Regions from separate parts of the Homo sapiens genome. Here region 1 is linked to region 2. Evidence: chromatin loops called from intact Hi-C (ENCODE). Cell type or tissue: PC-9. All regions are shown on one strand. Each heading gives the region's core, and the rest is flanking DNA. Links, peaks and the distances in the headings are about the cores only.

Region 1 (12,459 bases), core at 2,669-10,668, 1.4 Mb after region 2:
TTAAATTTTGATGTAGTATTTCAAAAGACTACTCACAATTATCTGAAAAGGCTATAAAAATACAATTCCTTTTCCAACTGTCTATCTGTATCAGGCCAGATTTAGTCTGGATACCTTAATTTTTAAAATCATAACAAATTGAATGCAGAATAAAGTAAGAATCCAGCTATCATTTTGTAAGTCAAACATTAAAGATATTTGCAAAAATGAAAAACAATGCCACTCTTCTCTCTCACTTTCTTTGAGGAAATCTAGTTATTTTTTATTTAAGAAATTAATTATGTTAACACATAATGTGTTTATTATTATTTTAAAGGAGTAAATAAAGTTTTTGTAATTTCTCAGTTTTAATTTCTAATATGGTAAATATTGATAGCTATAACTCACATAAACAAAAGCTCTTCAAAGCCTTCAATAATTTTTAAGACTGTGAAGCCGACCTGAGACCAAGTACCACTAGTCTACCCTTTGGCCACCAGAGCAGGGAACAGAACTAAAGAGGTAACAAGGATGAGCTCAGCCACAGTAACCCTAATAATGGTGTCAAGTGACCCTGAAAAATGCAATCTGAATAATCTTTTCAATGCCCTCTTCCCAGGGAGAGGAGGTCCCAGCACTAAGGCAGCTGAGATGAGGTTTGGAGGAGGTAAAGAGGTACAGTCAGGACCCTTCAAACCCTGGGAGAGCCCATCACATGTCCCATGAGAGCACCAGCACTTTTGACACTTACCACACAGACGGCATCAGTTAGCTGTTCAGGGTTAGCTAAAAAAGCAAGGACAACCAATAAAGTGCAACATTTGTCTCTTTTCCTCTCTCTTATCAAGGCTCAAACCAAATGAGAAGCTAGAGACTTAGAAGAAGAGGGAGAATTCCAGAGGAAGATCACATACTCCCACAGTGAGGGGGGCACAAGACTGAAAGAGAAAACCAAGACCTACCCCTCCCACATCAAGTCCCTCTAGCTACAAATCTGGTTGGTAATGAAAACGACTGAAACTTTAAAATTGGAACTTTAAATTCAATAGATCCTCACTAACCAAAGGATCTGGAAAGCTACTGAATCCATCCATGATATCATAAGGAATCTGCTTTAAGTGGGTGGAAAATTAAGGAACAGTCCCCAAGATCACCCTCATTTCTGGCACCAATTGTAAGTTCAAGGGTTCCCAAGACCACCCTCAGATTTGGTAACTTGCTAGGACTCACAGAACCCACTGAAATCTGTCATACACATGATTATGGTTTATTACAGTGACATGATACAGATTAAAATCAGCCAAGAGAAGAGAGGCATGGGACAGAGTCCAGGAAAGTTCCACTCATGCAGCTTCCAGCTGTCCTCTCCCAGTGCAGTCGCAGACAGCATTAACTTGCCCAGCAACAAAATGGGACGATGCACACTGAGTACTGCCAACCATGGAAGCTCACCCCAGCCTCCGTGTCCAGAGTCTTTATTGAGGCTCTAATGTATACAAGATAACTGCTCACATAACCAGTAACACATGACCAAAAGCCCCCACCTTAATCACACTGTTAGACTATCCAGTGTGGACCAAGGCCCCCAGGTAAACAAAGACATTTTTAGCAGCAGGACATTTCAGGGACTCAGAGAATTCCTCCCAGGAATCAGTGCAAAGACCAGATCTCTCTTTAGGTTAGTTTTATTACATTATTATTATCATTATTATTACTATTGAGACTGAATCTTGCTCCGTCACGCAGGCTGAAGTGGCAGTGACAGCTCATAACTCGCTGTAACCTCAAACTCCTGAACTCAAGCAATCCTCAGCCTTAGCCTCCAGAAAGTCAAATTCTTTGCTACATAGTGGAGAAGGGAGATCCAACTTAATGAAGCTAGTGGTAATGACTGGCAAAAAGTAAAACAACTTCATGTTTGTGCTTCGTCCACTGACCACAACACATAGTCTTTACCCTTCTTCCTTGTAACCTAACTTCCCTCCCTTGAGCCTCGGTCGGCACTGGCCTGAGTGCCTGTGCATTAGTATAGCCTGTGCATTGGTATAACCTACACATATGCCTCCCATCTGAGAATGGAAAACACCAACTAGTCTAGGCAGAATCAGGCAGGAGTTTATGCAAAACCCCTTATGATAAAATTCCAACATGACACCCACTCATTTTGATTAACAAACTCTTCTTAAAATATATCAGGAAAGTTAGGATTTTGGTATATGTTATTCAAGCTTCTGTCATTAGTTTTATCTTACTGTTTTTCATCCTGAAAGCTGGATTAAAACAGTTGTTTGTAGGAAATAGAAACTAAAATATCATGAATCACAGAAGGTTTCTCCAAGCAGGCGAGTCTTTGAAGCCACTTCTGTTGCTGGCTTTTCTTACATATATATAATAGTGTCCAAAGCTCCTGGAATCTCTCAAGAGCTACCCAGAAAAAAAATCTTCTCAAGTGATAATCATTTAGTAGTGTCTGCCTGGATCAACAAATTTAGGAAGATTCTGAAGCCTTACCTGCGCTCTGCTTGAAAACGTGTGGTAATGCATTAGTAGGGTCAGTCTTGGCCACTGGAGAGGATGATAGCATTAGTACCTTCTAGTTCTCATTCTGATCTAATATTTAACCTCGGGCCCTGACACTGCTCTTGGGGAAGCTGGGTCACTTGCAAATCCTTCAGTTAAAATCCGTGGTTCTTCATCCTTGCCCACTCACTGGCCAATCCAGCCTTCCCATCTGTTTCTCTCCTGGTGATGTTTCACTCCTAGTGATCCAAAGACTATACACCATCCATCAAGCACCACTGGCTCTGAGGTCAAGCGTAACAATTGCTCCATCACAGTTGTGCTTTGGGCCAGTTCCTCAGCATGTTCTGAATACCCTGACCCAGAAAGGAGAGGGCAGAAGTAGGACTTAATTTCTCCAGAGCAGTGCTGTGCAAGCATCTCCACCCCTAGTGACCCAGGAGCATCCATTTTTACCTTCAAGGTTCTGAGCATATTGCTACCAGCAGCATCATTTGTGTGTTTACTATGTGCTAAACATAGTAAACATTAAGTACCTTTAATGCTCACATCAACTCTATAAGTTACATATTAACATCAGCTCCACTTTATAGAAAAAGAAACTGAGGGATAAAAGGATTTAAAAATTTGTCCAAAGCCAAGTGAAGTTTTTGTGGTTCACCTGAGTCCAGAGATTGTACTTTAAATATTACATTATATTGCTCACATCTTGCAAAAAAAAAAGTCATGCACAGTAGTGTTCTGTGTTTAAAAATAATTCAGATTTCATATTCTATTCTATAATAAATCTGGGTGTGTTTTAATATAAAAATTATATTACATCTCATACACTGCGGTAAAGTTGATACTCCCACAAAAGAAGACATGTTTATCCTGAGGCTTGATGTTCCCCTTGGGGCACAAGTACACTGAGAGAGAAACAGCACCAAGGCATTGGATTTTGTTCTACCTAATGATAAAATCTGTAAACTCAGAAAGCTTATGTTATCCTCCATACATCCTTGCTACATGTGAGACTATGAACAACGGGCTGGGAGCTCAAAGAGAAAGAATGGCTAGAATACTCTAGGCAAAAAGAAAAAGAGGAATATTTTAGTTTGAATAATAAATATGCAAGTTGAAAACATTTGAAAATTACCCCACTTCTTACTTTTATAGAGAAAACAGAGGACATAATCATCATTCACCATAAGGAGCTCATTAAATATGGTCCTATATAAATGATCGTGAAGGTAGTTACTTTTTGAAAAGCTACAGGCTCCACTTTTTCCACAGCCCAAGACCCCAGGGCCTTTGTCCTGTCATCTTTCCTAACATCAGTGACACGTTTTACGTCTAAGTACTTAGAGGTAAAAGTTTTACTTTGTCTCAAATCCTCATAGGCATCAACTTGTAGGCTTAATTGCAACAATGCATTGCGTTACATATAATAACAAGCATGAAATAACATATAGCATATGTCAGCAATATATTCTATACTGAGGCCAAATTCCATAAAAGTCAGTTCTCTGGGGATAGGACTGCACTGTATCTGCCACATGATGTAACACGAATACCTCCAGTTGTGTGTCATCTCCTGAGGAATGTGATATTAATCTTCACTATTTGATGAGTACCCTTCTGAAATGTGTATAATTTTTTTAACTTTTATTTTAGGTTCATGGGTGCATGGGCAGGTTTCTTCCATAGGTAAATTTGTGTCAAGTGGGGTTGTTGTACAGATTATTTCATTACCCAGGTATTAAGCCTAGTACCCATTAGTGATTTTTCCTGATCCTCTCACTCCTTCCACCCTCCACCCTCCGAAAGGGCCCATGGTGTTTTGTTCTGCTCTGTGTGTCCATGTGTTCTCATTATTTAGCTCCTATTTATAAGTGAGAACATGTAGTATAAAACCACATTTTCTTTATCCAGTTATCACAGATGGGCATTGAGGTTGATTCCATGTATTTGCTATGATGAATGGTACTGCAATGAACATACTTGTGTATGTGTCTTCATAATAGAATAATTTATATTCCTTTGGGTATATATCCAGTAATGAGATTGCTGGGTCGAATGGTATTTCTGTCTTCAGGTCTTTGAGGAATTGCCATACTGTCTTCCGCAATGGTTGGACTAATTTATACTCTCACCAACAGTGTATAAGCATTGCTTTTTCTCAACAATCTCACCAGCATCTGTTATCTTTTGACTTTTTAATAATAGCCATCTGACCGGTGTGAGATGGTATCTCATTGAGGTTTTGATTTGCATTTCTTTAATGATCAGTGATGTTGAGCTTTTTTTACATGATTATTTGCCGCATGTATATCTTCTTTTGAAAAGTGTCTTTTCATGTCCTTTGCCTACTTTTTATGGTGCTTTTTTTTTCTTGTAAATTTGTCTAAGTTCCTTATAGATGCTTTGTCAGATGCTGTATCAGTCTATTCTCACACCTATAAGGAACTACCCGAGACTGGGTAATTTATAAAGAAAAGAGGTTTAATTGACTCACAGTTCTGCAGGCTGTACAGGAAGCATGGCTGGGGAGGCCTCAGGAAACTTACAATCGTGGCAGAAAAGCGAAGAGGAAGGCAACACATCTTGCACGGTCAGAGCAGAAGAAAGAGAGTGAAGCGGGAGATAGTACATCAAACAACCAGATCTCATGAGAACTCTATCACGAGACGGCACTAAGGAGATGCTGCTAAACCATCAGAAACCACTCCCATGAGCCAATCCCCTCCCACCAGGCCCCACATCCAACACTGGGGATTGCAATTCCACATAAACTATAAAAACGCCAAGAGTAATTTAAAACTATAAAAAAGCAAGAGTAATTTTAAAAATCCTCATAGAACTTTCAATCTGGAAAGGATCTTGGATACTACCAAGTTCAAACTACACCCTGAGTCCCCAGCCCCCATTTACAGATGAGGCCACCTAGGGCTCAAAACATTAAAGAACTTGCCCAAGGACACATTACTACCAACCCGCAGGACCAGGACTGGTACTATAGTTGTTAAAGTCCTCCCAGTCCGAGACTCTTTCTGCTTTCCTATATATTCCATAATTTAAATACTGATACAGCATCGAGCAGGGGTTAGCAAACTTTTCCTGTGAAGGACAAGACAATACATAATTTAGGCTTTTCAAGCCATATGGTTGCATATGGTCTCAACTACTTAATTCTGCCATTGTAGCATAAGAGCAGCCATAGGCAAAACATAAGCAAATCGGTGTGGTTGTGTTGAAATAAAACTTAATTTGTAAAAACAGGTGGCAAACTAGATTTGGCCTGTGGGCAGCAGTTTGATGATGCCTGGTCTAGAGAAAAAGAACTGTACTTTCTCAGACTTTTGATTCACTTCCTTCCTGTATTACTCAGGCTATGGCATGAGTGAGTGTGGAAGAACAAGGTACATTTTGACCCATCCCCAAAGCTCCTAGAAAAGTTAGAAAACCCTTCCCAACCCATGTCGTAAATCATTAAAATCACATATACGCACATCCCAGAGAGAGAAAGGGTGAAAGGGTAGGGATACAGGCTAACGGGTGAACATTCTGGTAGTTAATCAGCTGCCTCTTCTACTTACTAGCTATTTACTTAATGAGATCAAATCAAGTGGCCAAGCTTCCTTGTTTATTGGTATCTAGGGGACTCATTAACTACCTATAAATCTCTGCTGCTCTCTGGTGGTAGAAGACATTCGAGAGAAGTTGAATACTGTAGAATTCAGCAACTGAGTTCCCAAAATGTTTTGGACACTAAAGAACTAAATGAGTGAGATAGAGTATTTTCAAACTTACTAAACAAAATCATAATTGAATCCTTGAAATATTTCTATGAATGATTTTCCTTCATCATAAATCCTCGTTTTTTTTTTCTATCAGGCCCAAACATCAGTTTTTCTGACAACTGAAGTTTCCATTATTTTTCTTTCTCTAAAGCAGGAGCATCATAACTAATAAACACTGCTCAGAAGAAGCTTTAATTCTTCCAGAACTTTCAGATAACGCACAAAAAGGTGTAGCAGAGAGTCAAAGGAGATTAAGCATCCATGTGGCAGCTGACAGCAAAGGGAATTTTAATGCAAATGACAATTTCAACTCGTGCATGTAGCTGAACATCAGCAGATTTTACTTCTCCTCAGTGCTGGTTTTTTTTTCTAGTGCCTTAATCACACCAGAGAAGCTGAGAACCCCATCTTCAGTTTTCTTGTCACTGAAAACTGCGCTTCAGGGATGGGTTGACATTCTACACCAGGAGACTAGTCAGACCACTATTTTCATATCAGTCAGTGTATGGCTCCTGGTGGCTCAAGCCAAACTTGGGTGGAGAGGTTCCAAAAACCGGAGGTAAGGAAGAGTAGGAACAAATGAGCTTGAATCTTTTATGGGCCCAGGGGCTGTGCCTATCTTACCCGCTGTGGTTAATACATTCCAGCTCCTGGAACAGAGACTAATACATTGCAGGGACTAATATGCTTTTACTAAGTGAGTGAGGAAATAATTGAATGAAACACTAGTGTTTATGAGAGTGGTTTATAGGCTATATAGCACCCTATAAGTAATCATTGCATTCATACTAGAAGTAGCAAAGGAGTGAATTACAAATCAAGAGATAATGGCAGGAAATAGCACATCTAATACGGAAAGAAGTTCTTTCCAAACCCACAATTTCATGTCTCCTTTCTCAGTATCACAGCATCACAAAACTTAGGGATTAGAAAGGATTTTAACACTTTCGTTGTCCAAACTTCCACTGACGCTCTTTATTCAGAGTTCCACAATATTACCACCAAATGGTAGTCACCCACCCTCTGCTCAGACACTTCCGGAGACAGGAACTCAATGTCTGCAAAGACACTTTGTATTTTGGATGGGGAAGGGAAGTTGAAGCAGTAGGGAAGTGTTGGAAAAGGAGATTCCAGAGTTGTGCTGTTCAATAGGTCGTCACTATCCACCTGTGACTATTGAGCACTTGATATGTGGCTAGTCCAAACCGAGGTGTGTTGTGATTTTTGAAACCTTAATACAAAAAAAGATGTAGAATATCATTAATTCCTTATAATGATTACATTGTGAAATCATAATAGCTTGTATCCACTAAGACAAATATTTTATTAAAATTAATTTCACTTTTTTCCGTTTACCTTTTTAATGTGGTACTAGAACATTTAAAAGTATGTATATGGCTCACATTATATTTCTACTGGGTGGCATGGGTCGAGAGAACACATTTTGTCTTTCTTTCAATTCAGCAAAACAAATAAAATGTCTTTAGGAGACACTAATATGGAAACTCTGGTCTGCTTTGAGTATGAAAATCAAAATCCCTACTCAATAATTTGAATCCTGTCCCCTCTGTTATGGTGCTTGTGTCTGTGTCTGTTCTTGGCTGTGAAATGGAAAAAATATTTTCTTCTTTTCCTTATCTCTACAGAGAGTCATAGACTCATCATGAGCCTCTCATAATGACAGTCTCTTATTGTCCTGGAAACAGTGTACAAGGAGAGCTGCCTCAGCTCAGTGAAAGGAATGGTTTTTTTTTTTTTTTTAATTATACTTTAAGTTTTAGGGTACATGTGCACAATGTGCAGGTTAGTTACATATGTATACATGTGCCATGCTGGTGTGCTGCACCCACTAACTCGTCATTTAGCATTAGGAGATATACCTAATCTCCCCCCTCCCCCCACCCCTCCCCCCTCCCCCCACCCCACAACAGTCCCCAGAGTGTGATGTTCCCCTTCCTGTGTCCATGTGTTCTCATTGTTCAATTCCCATCTATGAGTGAGAACATGTGGTGTTTGGTTTTTTGTCCTTGCGATAGTTTACTGAGAATGATGATTTCCAATTTCATCCATGTCCCTACAAAGGACATGAACTCATCATTTTTTATGGCTGCGTAGTATTCCATGGTGTATATGTGCCACATTTTCTTAATCCAGTCTATCATTGTTGGACATTTGGGTTGGTTCCAAGTCTTTGCTATTGTGAATAGTGCCACAATAAACATACGTGTGCATGTGTCTTTATAGCAGCATGATTTATAGTCCTTTGGGTATATACCCAGTAATGGGATGGCTGGGTCAAATGATATTTCTAGTTCTAGATCCCTGAGGAATCGCCACACTGACTTCCACAATGGTTGAACTAGTTTACAGTCCCACCAACAGTGTAAAAGTGTTCCTATTTCTCCACATCCTCTCCAGCACCTGTTGTTTCCTGACTTTTAAATGATTGCCATTCTAACTGGTGTGAGATGGTGTCTCATTGCGGTTTTGATTTGCATTTCTCTGATGGCCAGTGATGATGAGCATTTTTTCATGTGTCTTTTGGCTGCATAAATGTCTTTTGAGAAGTGTCTGTTCATATCCTTTGCCCACTTTTTGATGGGGTTGTTTTTTTCTTGTAAATTTGTTTGAGTTCATTGTAGATTCTGGATATTAGCCCTTTGTCAGATGAGTAGGTTGCGAAAATTTTCTCCCATTTTGTAGGTTGCCTGTTCACTCTGATGGTAGTTTCTTTTGCTGTGCAGAAGCTCTTTAGTTTAATTAGATCCCATTTGTCAATTTTGGCTTTTGTTGCCATTGCTTTTGGTGTTTTAGACATGAAGTTCTTGCCCATGCCTATGTCCTGAATGGTATTGCTAGGTTTTCTTCTAGGGTTTTTATGGTTTTAGGTCTAACGTTTAAGTCTTTAATCCATCTTGAATTAATTTGTGTATAAGGTGTAAGGAAGGGATCCAGTTTCAGCTTTCTACATATGGCTAGCCAGTTTTCCCAGCACCATTGATTAAATAGGGAATCCTTTCCCCATTGCTTGTTTTTCTCAGGTTTGTCAAAGATCAGATAGTTGTAGATATGCGGCGTTATTTCTGAGGGCTCTGTTCTGTTCCATTGATCTATATCTCTGTTTTGGTACCAGTACCATGCTGTTTTGGTTACTGTAGCCTTATAGTATAGTTTCAAGTCAGGTAGCATGATGCCTGCAGCTTTGCTCTTTTGGCTTAGGATTGACTTGGTGATGCAGGCTCTTTTTTGTTTCCATATGAACTTTAAAGTAGTTTTTTCCAGTTCTGTGAAGAAAGTCATTGGTAGCTTGATGGGGATGGCATTGAATCTATAAATTACCTTGGGCAGTATGGCCATTTTCATGATATTGATTCTTCCTACCCATGAGCATGGAATGTTCTTCCATTTGTTTGTGTCCTCTTTTATTTCATTGAGCAGCAGTTTGTAGTTCTCCTTGAAGAGGTCCTTCACATCCAAAAGGAATGATTTTCTAACAGAGCTCTCCAGAGTGAGAATGATCAGCTTGATTCAACCCTACCCCAGTAAGTGAACTCTACATTTTATAATATCTGAAGTATCATCACAGCTAAAAATAGGAAAGGAAGAAAATGTTCTCAGAAACTCCCTGATAACAAAACAATAAATCTTAACCAATCATTATAAAAGTGTACTATTATTTTACCATTTGCCATAGCTTACACATATAAATCACAAGGAATAATTATTGAGTTGAAAGTGCCTATGATATTTAAGACAAGTGTAATCCTTAAGTAATACAGTGATAATTCTATTCTTAAAAATCCATTTGAGTATCATTTGACGTTGTACCTGCACTTTAAAAGTTTGAGTCTTTTTAACTGGTTTGTTGAACAGGCTTGAGACAGTAGGTAAAACATAAAATAATTTCACTTTACTTATTTTACTCCATGTCATGAATGTATGAATGTGTGCATGCCCTGTATCTCCCATTAGCTTTAGAGAGAAAGCACCCCCCCTTACACATATCCCCCACCACACACACGAACACAAACACACACACACACACAGGCTAATGGCTCAACTCTAAGGATTTTCCCTCCTCCAGTATTCAGACTAAAGAGATTTGGGTTGGGGTGAGAAGAGTCTGTATTGATTTGGGCAGAGTCAGATTTGTCCCCCCTTCACAAGCCCTAGAGGGTTATCTTCTCCAAAGCTGTGTTTTCACAAGCCCTAGAGGGTTATCATCTGCTTCAAAGCACAACAGAATTTGGCAACTGAAGTGTCCAAACTGTCAACTATGAAAAACGGTTTTAGGCAATACTTGAATTGCCATGTGACCTTAACACAGCAAATAACATAGGAAATGTAAAAAATGCATTTTCTGACATTTACAGCTATTAAACTTTAAGTTTAGTAACAAAGTGATTACAAGTGATTGCGACCGTCTTTAGAGGCTTTTAAGATCAGAAAAAAAGTCTTATCTATTTGAGCAGAATATTCCTTTTGACAGCAATAAAACTAAAGAAATTATCTAAGCTCCTTCTGGCTAAAATTTATGTTGCTAAGTTATTTCATGCAGACTTTCAAAGAGTGAGAATCTTCTTATCTTTAAGAATCTTTTCTTAAGGGTATTTCTTTCTATATTAGGGTGCAGAATTTGATTGGACTGCTGAGATAAGCGCTGTTCTATCAGTTTTAGGGCCAGGCACTCCAGGATACCTAGTTTGATTTCCTAAAGAAAGAGCAAACAATTCATTCTTTTATATGAGTGGGGAAACACAGCAGTGAGGTTTCTCTGCCAGGCACATGACCAAGTTCTCTGACCACCTGTAATCACAGTAGAAGTAGAGACTTCTCCTCATACTGTTCTACCAGAATTTGGCCCAACATAATTGAATAATTTTTAAAAGTTTGATACAATGTAGCTCTTTGGTTCTCACACTTAGCAAGCATCAGAATTACATGGAAAACATATTAAAATACACAGTGTTTGACCCCATCCCCCTAGCTTCTGATGCAGCAGGTCTGGGGGACATCTGAGATGTGCACTTCGGGAATGGACCCAGACAATGCTGATGCTACTGGTCCAGGGACACAATTGGAGAACGACAGATCTACATACAGATAATTATAACGAAGAAGTGCAGAGAGAAACCTGAGCAAGAGCTGTTCTTTGAGAATTCTGATTGAGGACTCCTTTCCAAATACAGATTTAAACAACTTATTGAGGTCATTCTGCAAACTATTAAACCTGAGCATAAAAATATGGCCCAGAAAGATGGGTTTTCCATGCCTGATTAAATGAATAACTTGCTAATGTGGAGCATAACATTTGACTTAAAATATAGCCATTATGCAGGGTGATCATTTCCAGCAGGGAAAGCCCTAGAAAAACAAACCGTATTCCTCAAACTTCAATCAGTGTAAAAAACAATTCTCAATTCTTTTGTGGTTTATAAGCATAATGGTTGGGTTTTTATATGCATGTGTGAAATGTACTTCCCTCAAACCTTGTTACAATGTCAGCACATTACCCACCTGACATGAAAATAATAAAGTAAAATAATTATCCTTTCATCATTCAGTGGCTCTTTTTGTTTCCGTAATATATATTTTATGCTTAAGTATACTTAGCTTCAAGTATCTTCATTTTTTCTTTTTAATAACTTAATCAGTACCAATGCTTCAAGTAACTTTACAAGAATAATTTTGCAATACTATCAAATACCTAGGATTTATATTTAAAATCTGGTTCACCTTGAAAATCTAATGATCTTCTAAATTATGTAAGTTTTTGCAGTGGTAGTTAGGATAGGACTTGTAACTTTTATAAGACTGGATATTCAAGTTTTTAAATCTTAACTATCACTAAAATATTTACACAGGTCCCAAATGAATATTAATATGACTAATATCACCAAAGGAATCTCTAATTAAGGCTTAAGCAATCTTTCTAAAATGGTATTAGGAACATGCCTTTCAGAATAAGGTGAATTGAGCATGTTCCCAAAAATCCTGCAAATAATGTATAAATTTAGTTAAGGGCAAAAAAATTAGCGGGGAAAATAGACCTATGAGCTTTCTTGACAGCAAATTGAAAGTCAAGAATGTGATGTGGCTGCCACTAAAAATGAATACTTTCCAGGTAAAGAGATGCGACATCCATTTTATTCAGTGGTAGACAGACCACTTCTGAAAT
Region 2 (12,459 bases), core at 1,465-9,464:
GGCCACACTTCTGCGGAAACAACATGCCCAGGAGGAAAGATGCTTTATATTTCAGTTGTGTTACATATAGGTCAGACATTACTGTTTTGAACTCCAAATAGTATTCTCACTTTATAGTTGTATTTGCATTTTTATTATATTATTAATACATATTGCTTGAAACAAGCATGGTTTTTGGTTGTCAATCCTTTTGTTAAAATATAACTTTATTTATTGTTATTATTTTGAGACAGAGTCTCACTCTGTCACCAAGGCTATAGTGCAGTGGCATGATCTTGGCCTACTGCACCCTCTGCCTCCCAGACTCAAGCGATTCTCGTGCCTCAGCCTCCTGAGTAGCTGGGATTACAGCCATGCACCACCAAGCCCAGCTAATTTTTGTGTTTTTAATAGAGATGGAATTTCGCCATGTTGACCAGACTGGCCTCAAACTCCTGGCCTCATGTGATCTGCCCGCCTTGGCCTCCCAAAGTGCTGGGATTACAGGTGTGAGTCACCGCACCCGGCAAATGTAACTTTACTTTGAAGACTTTTGTCTTAATGGGATTAGAACTGCATTACCATTTAAAGATGAGTTTCTGCTGGTTCCCATAGAAGTGTCAACATTTTTCTACGCAAATTTTTTCTTTTTTTAATTTGAGACGGAGTTTTGCTCTTACTGCCCAGGCTGGAGTGCAATGGCGCAATCTCGGCTCACTGCAACCTCCGCCTCCCAGGTTCAAGCAGATTCTTCTGCCTCAGCCTCCGGAGTAGCTGGGATTACAGGCATGCGCCACCATGCCCGGCTAATTTTGCATTTTTAGTAGAGACGAGGTTTCTCCACGTTGGTGAAGCTGGTCTCGAACTCCCAACCTCAGGTGATCCACCGCCTCGGACTCCCAAAGTGCTGGGATTACAGGCGTGAGCCACCGTGCCTGGCTTCTACCTAAATTTTTTAGTACTTTGTATACTATCTTGTCCCTCTTTTTGTGCTTCCTCTTAAACTTATGCTAGCTTGGATAAAAATGTACTTTAGGAAGTCTCCTGACATGGGAGAAAACAATTTTGAAAGCTTCAACATACAACGTATTTTGTGCTTCATTTCAGAGTAAAATTTTTCCCAAGGTATTTTGTTTTTCTGGGACTATTGTTAGTGCATGTTGTTTTTCCTGTTTTATGCTTCTTTTCAACCTGTTTGGTTTTCACTAAGGGATTCCAATGGGTTTTTTTTCTATTAGCATAATTACCAATGTTGAATGTCACCTGGGCATAACTACTTTTCCTAACCCTGTCATACCATTGCTATCTCTTAGCATGTTTTCTCAAGTGAGAAAATGTCTTGACTGAATGGCCTTCTCTTCTTCATTTACTCATTCTCTATTCACTCTAGATTTATCAAATACCTGCTCTATGTGAGGCACAATACTAAGCACTCTGTACATACGTGTATTTTTTTTTTTTTGATGTTAGAGCTTCATCACTGCACCCTTTTTTTTTTTTTTCCCCACAAACAAGGTCTTGCTCTGTCAGTCAGTCTGGAGTGCAGTGGTGTGATCATGCTCACTGCAGCCTCGGACTTCTGGGCTCAAACAGTCCTCTTGCCTCTTCCTCCTAATTAGCTAGGACTACAGGTGTGCACCACCACACCTGGCTTTTTTTTTTTTTTTTCTTTTCGGAGAGACAAGGTCTTGCCAAGTTGCCCAGACTGGTCTTGAGCTCCTGGCCTCAAGAAATCCTCTCACCTCAGCCTCCCAAAGTGCTGGGGTTACTGGCGTGAGCCACCATGCCCAGTCTTCACCTTCTTTTGTAGTCCATCCCCTTCTACTATTCTCTTCCTGCTTTCCTTTCACTTCGACTTTTCCATTTCAGGCTTTTAATTCACTTGACCTCCCCCTACTGCCCTCTGCCACTTGCCTGCTGGGACTGCTGCCCATCATCCCTCTCAATGCTGCCTATCATCCCTCTCAATGCTGCCCATCATCCCTCTCAATGCTGCCCATCATCCCTTTCAATGCTGCCCAGGCCTCTAGCTCCTTCTCCTCCTTGAAATTGCAGGGGCCTGGGGGTGTTTGTACAGTGGCATTAGTGCAATGAGGTGGACTTAGTTAGATAAGTATGGGGAATGGGAGTTCCTTTACTCTTGCTCTGCTGGCTCCAACCCAGGGCAGCTGGCTAAAGCAGTCCTTAACCATGAGGATTTCTTCCAGGGTCATGCTTCCAGTTTTTAGTGAAGGATCACAAAAAATGTTTAGTGTCGTTCCATTGATTTTTTTCCCCCCTCGATTGAAGCTTTTTGAAATGTTTTTTGAACTGCCTTTTGTGTCAAACATGCCTTGTCTTAAAATGTCCTGTATTACTCTGTCCACACTGAATTACAGGCACACCTTTCTCTCAATTCAATGAGAGAGTTTTCAGTGTGATGTAAAGAATTGCTTTAGCTTTCTGCCAGGGGACTGTGTCTACCCTTATAGATGACTGTTTGAATTCAACATTTTGTATTAATAGTTGGGCATATTCATAGGTTATCAGAACTGGAAGGGACCTGAGGAATTATTTCACTTTCCTGTTTTACATGTGGAAACTCAAGGCTTAGATTGATGAATGCAAAGCTCGTTGTCACATGAATGAAAATCTAGGATTGGAATTTGAGTCTCCTAACCCCAAGCTTTTGTTGAATCAACTGATTTTCGATAGTGTTTATTCAGAGAAGAGATATGAATAAACAATGTCCTGTGAGATGATAAATTCTGTATTTTTTCAAGCACCTGGAATATTGATTCATGTCTCCCTAAAATATCTCAATGTTACTGAGACTAAGTGCCAGTGGTCAGGTATGCTTACTACACCAGTGATTGTCAGGTATTCTGCACAAAGGATATATTCGGCTGTTATTCACTTTTGTTATGCTTTTCCTCCTTTAAGAATTATCACTTTGCTTTTTCCCTCCTGGTCATAAAGAAATCATAGTTTTAGACCTTAAAGTGTGATTTTAATTGTCCTGTCATCTTGATGGAAATAATCTGATTTTCTTGACTCAGATTAGGAATTTTTGCTATCACCTTTTCTTAGCAAAATATGATTAATCAGCAAAGTTCTGTAGAATGAAGAATTACTTCTGTTTTCACCAGAAAACTCTTGAACTGTTCTAGTGAATTCAGTCCTATCCCAGGCTGATTCTAGATAGTTCATCTTTGGGTTAGATTATATGTCGGATGAGGAAATGGGTAGATTTGGGTGTGGGTCTAGGCCTGCGAGTGTTTGTGTGTGCATATACACATATAGAAGTAAAATAATTGTAGACGTGCTGCTTTTTGGGGGATGATCTTCATCAGGTCCACAAAGCTGCTTCACCATTTCCTGGAGAGATGGTCCTTTGGCCTTTCATAGTGGTAATTTTAGCTTTCCACATATTTCTGTAGATGAATGTATCCAGGCAGTGCATTGGTATGAGTTACCTTCTCCCTCCCACGTGGAGGAAGGTGTTGGAGGTGACAGTTCTCACGATGTGTAGCTTCCCACAGCCATTTTGGTAAATAGGCTTATCCATAGGCACTGTGGGGGCTTTAGTGGAAATCTTGGTGATGCCTGTAGATTTCGGTTTAGGGATCCGTGCTGGGATTCTCTGCTTGCATACCTCCTTGATCTTGAATTAAACAAGAGAACAAAAGGTAATTAATGGTACAGTTGGTGGAGAAGTAGAAATTGTTTAGGACATGGAGTCAGTTTGGAGGATTTGGCTTTGAAAGCACCAGTTTCTGGGGATGTATCAGATCAAAGATCGTCAGGTTGAAGAAAAGAATGTCAGTAAAGTAATCTGGTGTGTGTTGAATGTGTGCTGTGTGCACAGTTCTTGATAGAGATAGTGGTAGATACAGAGATGAATAGATATTTGGCAATCACGGTGTAGTAGGACATATACAAGAGTAGTGTCCCAAATTAATCTCAAAGAGCCATGAGATTGCCAGAGAAAGGTTAATTTCGAATGAGATTGTCTTTAAGAGTGCTTCATGAAGAATATGGCATTTGACTTGGGCCTTCAGACTTTTAAAAGTTTTCACAGTATGAGTGAGATGGGCAGCTCCAATGATGATTAGTGGAACAGCTTGGTAGTATGTATCAAGAGCCTTATGAATCTTTTCTAGGATGTAGAGAGGCAGTCAAGGATATTTGATTTTAGCATTGTTTATAATGATGAAAAATGGACAGTTAAATGAATAGGATGTGTTAAATGAATTATAGTATAATTATGACAACATGCTTTGTTAATGAGGCCAAAGCTTCAGGAAAACGTTTACTTAGATATGTTAAAAGTAGAATTTAAAACTGTGTACATGCTTTAATTATTTACATGTGAAGAGAAAAATACTAAAAGAAAATGCACCCATGCTATTGGTTGTTAACCCTGATTAGTGGACTTACAGGTACTTTTGATTTTTCTTACATTTTCTGTGTTCTCCACATATTTTATAGTAAGTATGCTATGAGAAAAAGGAACACTAAATTGTTTTAAAAGACGAAAAAGGAAGGAAACAACTTGGAGATCAGGACATTTCTGTGAACAACCATATTATCCAAGCCATGAGCAGTAGAAGCTGCAGTTGAAGTCAGTGACAGACTAATCAAGTCTGCTAATATTGTGACTATAGCATTAATAATAGCCTTCCCAAGATGGATTTCTGTGATGTCCTGTAACTTTATCAAGATTTAGATTGGGTCTCCAATTTAGTGTTCAAAAATCTATGTTGGGATCGTCTTTAAATTGTAGATTTCTGAATCTTACTCCTATGCATTGTAATTCATTGGTTTGTGGATATGTCCAGCAATTCACATTTTTAATAAACTCTCAGAGTGATTTCTTCAACTCAGGTGGTTGGCCTACCACACTTGGAAAAGTGCTGCCATAATTGAACTTCCTTTAGATGTAAGCTTTATTTTTTCTTCACCTGGAACTCTAGCCTACCTGGGTATGCATAGTTCAATACTGTGAAAGGCCGAGACAGATTGGTATGACACACAGTATTGGTGGAGCTCGTTTCTTTTGAGCAACACTGATACGTGTTGGTGAAGAAAATGTGGCTTGGAATGGTGGTCACTGATACTTTCAGGCCCAGCTGCCTGAAGGTTACTGGGCTCCTACTTGTTTCTACACCATTGATGTGCAAGCTTTTGTTTTCTAGGTAACTCCATTTTCATTACGTAGTTTTTACCTCTAGATGGCAGCAAAGGCTTGTTATTTTATCAGAACAACCCCAATTGTCATTCCTAAATCTTTTTTTTTTTTTTTTTGAGACGGAGTCTCGCTGTATCACCCAGACTGGAGTGCAGTGGCGCGATATCGGCTCACTGCAAGCTCCGCCTCCCGGGCTCCCGCCATTCTCCTGCCTCAGCCTCCCCAGTAGCTGGGACCACAGGCGACCGCCACCACGCCCGGCTAATTTTTTGTATTTTTAGTAGAGACGGGGTTTCACTGTGTTAGCCAGGATGATCTCGATCTCCTGACCTCATGATCCGCCCGCCTTGGCCTCCCAAAGTGCTGGGATTACAGGTGTGAGCCACTGCGCCCAGCCATTCCCAAATCTTTAAAAAAAAAAAAAAAAAGGCCTAGCGCAGTGGCTCATACCTGTAATCCCAGCACTTTGCGAGGCTGAGGCGGGCGGATCACTTGAGGTCAGGAGTTCGAGACCAGCCTGGCCAACACGGTGAAACCCTGTCTCTACTGAAAATACAAAACAGCCGGGCGTCGTGGCGCACTCCTGTAATCCCAGCTACTTGGAGGCTAAGGCAGGAGAATCGCTTGAACCCACGAGGCGGAGGTTGCAGTGAGCCGAGATCATAGCATTGCACTCCAGCCTGGGCCACAGAGCAAGACTCTGTCTCAAAAAAAAAAAAAAAAAAGTTGTTTTTTTTTTTTTTCTTGTATGACTTATCCTTGGACATGTTTCAGTAAATGAGGTATGGAGCATTAAAATGTGTCATCTCTTGGATCATTTTTATAGAGCGTTATGTCAAATAGCTCCAAGAAAGTTTTGTCCAAATTTGGAATGCATATTGCAAGAGAAATACATGCATATGGCTCTTTTAAGACCACACAGTGAATGTTCTACTCAGAGTTGGAGGCTCCTGGGTTTCATCAAAGAGCAGATGTCTTGGAGGAGATTAAGCAAGTTGGAAAGCTCATTCATAGAAGAAAACGATTTTTTAATAAATGCTTAACCCAGTTCAACATGAAGACTGGGATTTGGAATGCCTTAAAAGTCTGAAGGATGTTGAGTTCAATGAGGCAGAAGAAGTGGTTCCACCTAGGGAGCAGTAGAAAGAAGAGGAGTAAATTTGTGGAATATATTAAATTCTAAAAGTGTTGGTTTGTTTTATCCATAGATTCTCAAAAGAAACCTAGCAATCTAGAAGACTCCCTGGTTACAGTGAGTTATTAGAAGGCATTGAGTCATAATGAGCAAAAGAAGTATGGAAAGGTGAAGTGTTTTCAGTTGTATTCAAAGTCTCAGTTCTATAGCCCAATTTCTACATGACTCTTTTGTTCTTCCACTTTATCATGGAGCACAAATATACCAGAACAAAATCAGCATTTATGGAGAAACTATCAGATCTCAGACAGCTGGAGTCAGGATGTTTCCTTTTCTCTAAAGGAAATTAATTTTGTAAGTGCTTTGAACTTTTTGATCTGTATTGACAACGTGTTGTGTAAGAAAGCAGTGTTTTCTCAGGAGCGGTCCTGACTCCAGGGACTGCATCACACCTTAGCTCTAGAGGTTGAGAAGTTGAAGACTCCCAGAGACCTCTGGTCATTTTGATATGTGGTAATTGAGGTGGTGTGGGACGGTGGTTGGATTCAGGGCTGCTCACTCCCTTGGGGACTTAGCTGTGGAATGCTTGGCCAAGGCCATGTGTTATCAGAATTGACAGTGTTTTTGTAGTTTTGTTTTTATCTCAGTGTTTAATGGGAAAGTATATAAGCAATGATGATGGATATGGTGATGAAAAGAAGGAAATGCTAAACTGAAGAAAAATATATTTGAAATATTATTGCCTTCTTTTCTTTTGTCTTTTATATTGTTTGACAAATCACTGCTAATTTATGGGGAGTGGTGGAATGGAAATAAGAGATAATGAATCTGGCAGCTAGCCCAAAATTTCATAATGATGCTTTGGCTTTTTTCTCTTGATTTTTCTCAGAGCTCCCCTATTAAACAATGAAACTTTATCACTACAAGTTTTACGCTTTATACAGGAAAGGGTCTTTCAAAGGAAAGCTGTTTGATTTTATTAGCTCATTCTCATTAACCTCCTATGAGAGATCATTTGGTTTTGAATAGTGTTCTACTTCTATGGCTTATATTAAAGAGTTGTCCAATATCTGATGCAAAGGTTAGAGTAAATAGGTGCCTTTATTCTGTAATGTATCATGGTTTGTGGTTGTACCTAGTCACCTCTCAATCTCTCTTTCTGTGGAAATTATACAGTCAGCAGTGGGGGCAATCCAAGAATAAACATTGAAATAAAGTTTTCAAAATCGCTCCAAACCCAGTTGCCCCCACTTTGTGTCAGACCAAGCATCAGATGTAGCAATACTTTGTTAAAATAAAATATACTAACCTTAAATACTTGTCTTCCTCATTTGTTCTCTTTTTATCCATCTGTGAACTTTTTTCCTTTTACTCAGCTTTTCTTTTTTTGTACCCTTTCCTCCCTCCCCTCTCCTGTGTCTTTCTCATTTCTTCATTTGCACCCACTTAATTGTTTTAGTCATTCTCAGGCTTACATCTTATAACAGCCTTTGGGTAGTATCTAGAGCACAAGCCGTGGAGCCAGTCTTGGGTCTTCATTCTAGTTTTGGCACTAACTAGCTGTGTCTCTTTGAGCAAACACTTTACCCATGTAAACCTCAGTTTCCTCTTTTGTAATCTTCATCTGGGGATTGAAATACCTACTTGTAAGTTTTCTTTGGGGAGTAGAGATATTGTGTAATAAAGTCCCTGGCCCATCTAAAGTTTCGGGTGTTAGGTGTTCCTGTTGTGATCATCATCAGCATCATCTTTGTCTTTTTCCTTATATCACTTCTTAAGATGCCTATTTCTTGGTCATAATCCTAACTTCTTTGATTGTTTTACCTTTCTTGTTTTCCTGCTTTATCTCTCAACTTTCCTCTCTCTCCAATTATTTATAGGCAATATGTTGCTAAGGGTGGGAGTTAAGGCAGCTGAATAAGCAGCACTGATTCCTGGGCTATACTTCTAATCACCTTTGACCCAGAAAAGGCCCACTCACATGTCCTTTATCCTCCTTATGCTACTTTGTCTGGTCCTTGTGAATCTTTCTTTTTTAGAGTTCACCCAGAGACATTATCTGTTCTTTCCTGTTTTCATGTCTTTTGTTTGAAAAATGCAGTAGTTCTTTTAGATCACCTGTAAAGTCCTTTGGCTTTGACATTCTGTGATTCTGTGAAAAGGACAAATGCAGGCCAGCTATGGCTACCAGGTGCCTTTATTAGCCATATGAGCTTTTGTTGAGCACCTACTATGAGCACTATTTAAGTCCTGGGTAGAATAGGACCATGGTTCTTAAATTTTATATGCCCAGAGAGCCTGTTAGGATGCAGAATCCCTGCAGTGGGAATTAATAGGTCTGGGAATGTGAAACTCTGCAAAGTCATATGTGATTCTGATGAAGGTGGTCAATGACTGCATTTTAAGAAACATTGATATAAGGAGTTCAAAAATAAATGATAGCTGATTCTTGCTTTTGAGATGATAGCATAGGAGGGGTAACAAATAATTATGAGGTAGAATGACGTGCAATAATAGAATTACAGACAGCAGTTTTGGAAACTCAGTGGAAAACTAAAAAGTAAGGAAGGTTTTCCAGAGGAAGTGACACATGAGGGATGAGTAGGATTTTAGTATGAGGAACAAAGGAAGAAGAGTATTTCAGCCCTACAAACAGCATGATCAAAGGTAAGAAGGCCCAGTAGTATGTGGGAGGATAGTTAGTATGGTGTCCTGGTGAAGATGTGAGGGTATGTCCAGAGTTTCAAAGGGAGATGAAACGAAAGATGAAGGCCATGGTAGAAGGTTTGGACTTTGGGCACTAAGCAATTTTAAGTGCTGTTTTCTGGGAGGCTGGAGAATTGCTGTGATCAGAATGGTATTTAAGGCTGGATTATAGAGGTGAGGATTTAAGTGTAGTAGATTAACTATCTTACAGTACCATCTGTCCTAAATTCTGGGCTTGGGGAGTAGTAGTACAAATAAGTGGGGAGGACAGAGAAAGAAATAATATGACAGAGTGGAGGATGAGCAGAGAAGTGGAGAATAGTTCCCAGATGTTGAACCTGAGCAGTGGGGAAGGTGATGGACCATCAATAGAGGCGAGACAAAGAGCAGTTCAAGAAAGATAGTATATTGGGTTATGGGCGCATGCTAAGTTTGAAGTGTATAGTTGGGCCTTCCATGTGGAACTGTTTGGTAGAGTTGAAATTTTGGAGATGTTGCTTTGAGGATCGTGGTAGAGAAATTGTTGATACTACTCAAGTGCCTGAGACAGCCAGAGAGAAAAATGTAATTCCCACTCAACTGCCGCTCTTTTCTTCTCCCACCATAGGTACTTCTACATCCCTTTCCCAGAGCCTGAGATGAATTTTGTGGGACCCTACCATGTGCCCACATCCTCTGCACAAGGCCACTCTATCTTAATGATAAGAATATAACTAGTTCTGAGAACAGCCACCTAAGGAGGCATTTATTCCCATTACTTGAACAGTACATAGTGATTGAACCACTATCCAGGGAGTGATTGGCTTGCTAGGGGAAAGGAAATCCTGCACCTCTCTTCCAGTAACCTGGCTGGCCCCTCAGCCATTGTGTCTGAACCAATCAGACAAATTACATAAACTTGTACTCGCAGAAAGGTTTGCCACTTTGTGGCACAGAGCCATGCAGTAAGGACAGGATAGCCTCCCTAAAGCGTATTTCCTTCCTTATTGGCAGTCTGAGAAAAACCTGGAATAGGACCATATTTGATAGGTTTGGCCTAAAAAAATAGTAATAATCGTCCATTGTTCTCCCTAGTCTTCTCATTGTCCTTAGAAGCTATAATCAGCAGCCTCAGAAGCATTTATATTTTTCAGTTTCTGTAATTAATACATACTCTTATAATCAGGAAATTTCATATGAAATAAATGGGCTGCTTATATAAATTACTATGAGAGCTGTTCTTCTCAGCATGATCCGTACTCACTGATTCCCTCCCTGTTGCCCTAAAGGAATAACTATCTGCCTCTTGTGTTATGGAACTTTTGAGGACCTCTTGCAGTTTTTAGTTAGCTCCTGTTTATATAAAACAGTGGTTTTCTGAGGCTTCAAAAGTGACTGATCTCAGGCACAGTGAATTCAGGCAAGAACACCATGAAAAGGCATAAGAATAGAAGAAGAATAGCTTTTTCTAGTTAAAGAGAAGAGAGAAAAAAAAAAAACAGCCAAACCACTAATTGTAAAGGATAATAATGCATTTTTGAGGAATTACTTTGAGTTGTTTGAAGAGTGTCTGTGTTGATGCAGATTATTGTATTGTGAGGGGAGACATAGGAGCCAACTTGACAACTTTCCTTTGCAGTGGCAGTTTTTACTTGGGATGCTTCCTTGGTTTACAGTTTTGTACTCCTGAATTTGGAGACTGACAGGGTTGAACCCCAACACTTCTCCTTCTGACCTGGGAAGATACATAGTGATTATTTCTAAAAAATGATTTTGGGAGTGCCAGTCTTATTAAGTTACAGTGTTCCTTGAGAAATAGAAATCCAGATTTAGAGTGTACCATCTGGGAAAATTTTCTGTTTCTGCAAAGGCAGAATCACACCAAATGTGGCCTAAGTTGGTGGTGCTTGTCTTTATAGTGGCTGGACCTTGATCCCTTGATTGCCTTTTCTGAAAGTCTTGGGTCATTATCATAACTGTCAAGGCAGCCACCTACTTATAAGCTCAGATGTGCATGGTTGTGATGTTCCTTCCGTGAATCATTTTCACTCACTTCTGATGCTTTTCTATCCCATCATCTCTGAGGCTAATCAGGTACCTCCTGCTCTGCACATATTGATTGCCTGTCCAAGCTCATTCTTCATGCTTGGCATTTGTGCCCTTTGCTTATAGAATCTTACCTTAGGATAAAGTGGACACTGACTGCACCTTTTGTGTTCTGAGAACAGTCTCCTAATGAGAACATGAGCTTCTCTTTGGACTTGCTTTCTCACATCTCCTATCCCAGGTCAGTCTTCCCCGTGCCTGCCCATTTGTGTGGGGCTTGGCTTCTCACATTCATTATCTCTTGTCACCCTAACAGTGGCTTCAGGGAAGCAGGTGGAGTTGGAAGGAGAGGCAAATCACTCTTGGCTATGGTGATCATGGGAGGTTTCAGAAGAGGCGAGCATTGATACAGACCCTTCAGTGTGGGTCTTACTTCACTTGACAAGAGATGAAAATTGTGTCCATGTAGAGAAGTGGGGAGGAGAAAGCCCTGCATATGTTTAGGGACATTCTGAGTGTTCTGGCTGAAGTGGCAGATCTGTGAGGTGGAGCACAAGGAGGTAACATTAGACAATCTGTCTGTCACCACAGATTGTGGAAAGGATCAAATTCAACTTATAATGAATTTAAAACCCCTTGCAACTCAGTGTGTTGCCACGGAAAGAGAATGGGGCAACAGAATCAGACCTGTTTTCACTCCTCAGTTTTGTGACATACTAACAGAATGACCTGGAACAGCTTTCCTTATATGTCAGAGTTTTAATCTACTTATCCCTAAAGTTGTCATAATACCCACTTTCTAGGGTTGTTGTAAAATAAAATAATATTGTATAATGGATTTGTTTTTTGCCCTCTCTTTTATGTTACCTCACTATGCAGAAACCTTCTGTGAAGACACAGAGACTCCCTAGTGCTGTATTCATGGTTCTTCACAATCAACAGGTCTTTGCCCTTTAAGCCTTACCCTGCCCCAACCATCTCAACTTCATCCACATTGCACTGCTCACTGTTCCTTGAATGTTGATTATCTGCCCTCCTGCCTGCCCCCACACCTTTACCTTGTGGGCACCTCTTTGGAGCACCTTTCTTTTTTCTCTATATCCTAGTCTTCCCCATCCTGTATCCCCTGCTCAATTCTCATCTGTTTCTGAAGCCTGATCCCCAAATCCCACCTGAAAGTAACCTGCTCTTCCTCTAAAATCCTGTAGTACTTACTGTCTATATAGTTCCTTCTCTGTGTTGAGCTCTTAGTTACCTTTTAAGCTACCCCTTAACTCCCACCTTTTATTCCAAACTTTAACATCTGCATAGCTGCCTGGCACAATAATGAGCAATATTGCATGCTTCATAAATATTTGTTGGTTCATTCTTGTAGGTGATTGGTTGAGGAATGAAGGAAGCCTGTATCCTAATAGAAGACATTCATGCCTGTGGTGGTTATAAG

What was found. Hi-C counts contacts between places; a loop is a spot of excess contacts. Peaks named below come from ENCODE experiments on the same cell type or tissue, not always from the same donor. Only the 100,000 strongest peaks of a DNase experiment are listed, where the experiment ranks them.
Region 1: a loop joins it to region 2, with 23 times the contacts of the local background. A loop is called at or near these places in 2 of 110 quality-filtered maps.

The regions. Positions count from the first base shown.
Region 1 is chr3:101,190,132-101,202,590 of GRCh38, forward strand. LOC124906356 (small nucleolar RNA U13) reads left to right here and starts at 11,701; the gene lies at 11,701-11,804. RefSeq lists an enhancer at 8,208-8,709. In PC-9, for the core only: CTCF peaks have their summits at 6,177 (motif pointing left) and 6,378; DNase peaks (open chromatin) are centred at 4,060 and 6,130.
Region 2 is chr3:99,826,984-99,839,442 of GRCh38, forward strand. All of the region lies in intron 1 of CMSS1 (cms1 ribosomal small subunit homolog), which reads left to right. FILIP1L (filamin A interacting protein 1 like) reads right to left here. Exons shown (of 6, transcript NM_001387850.1): 6 at 1,828-3,622. The coding sequence ends at 3,431. All of the region lies in intron 1 of LOC105374010 (a long non-coding RNA gene), which reads left to right. Among named protein-coding and RNA genes, the nearest start is that of HP09053, 9.3 kb to the left of the region's middle. In PC-9, for the core only: a CTCF peak has its summit at 5,168 (motif pointing right); a DNase peak (open chromatin) is centred at 5,218.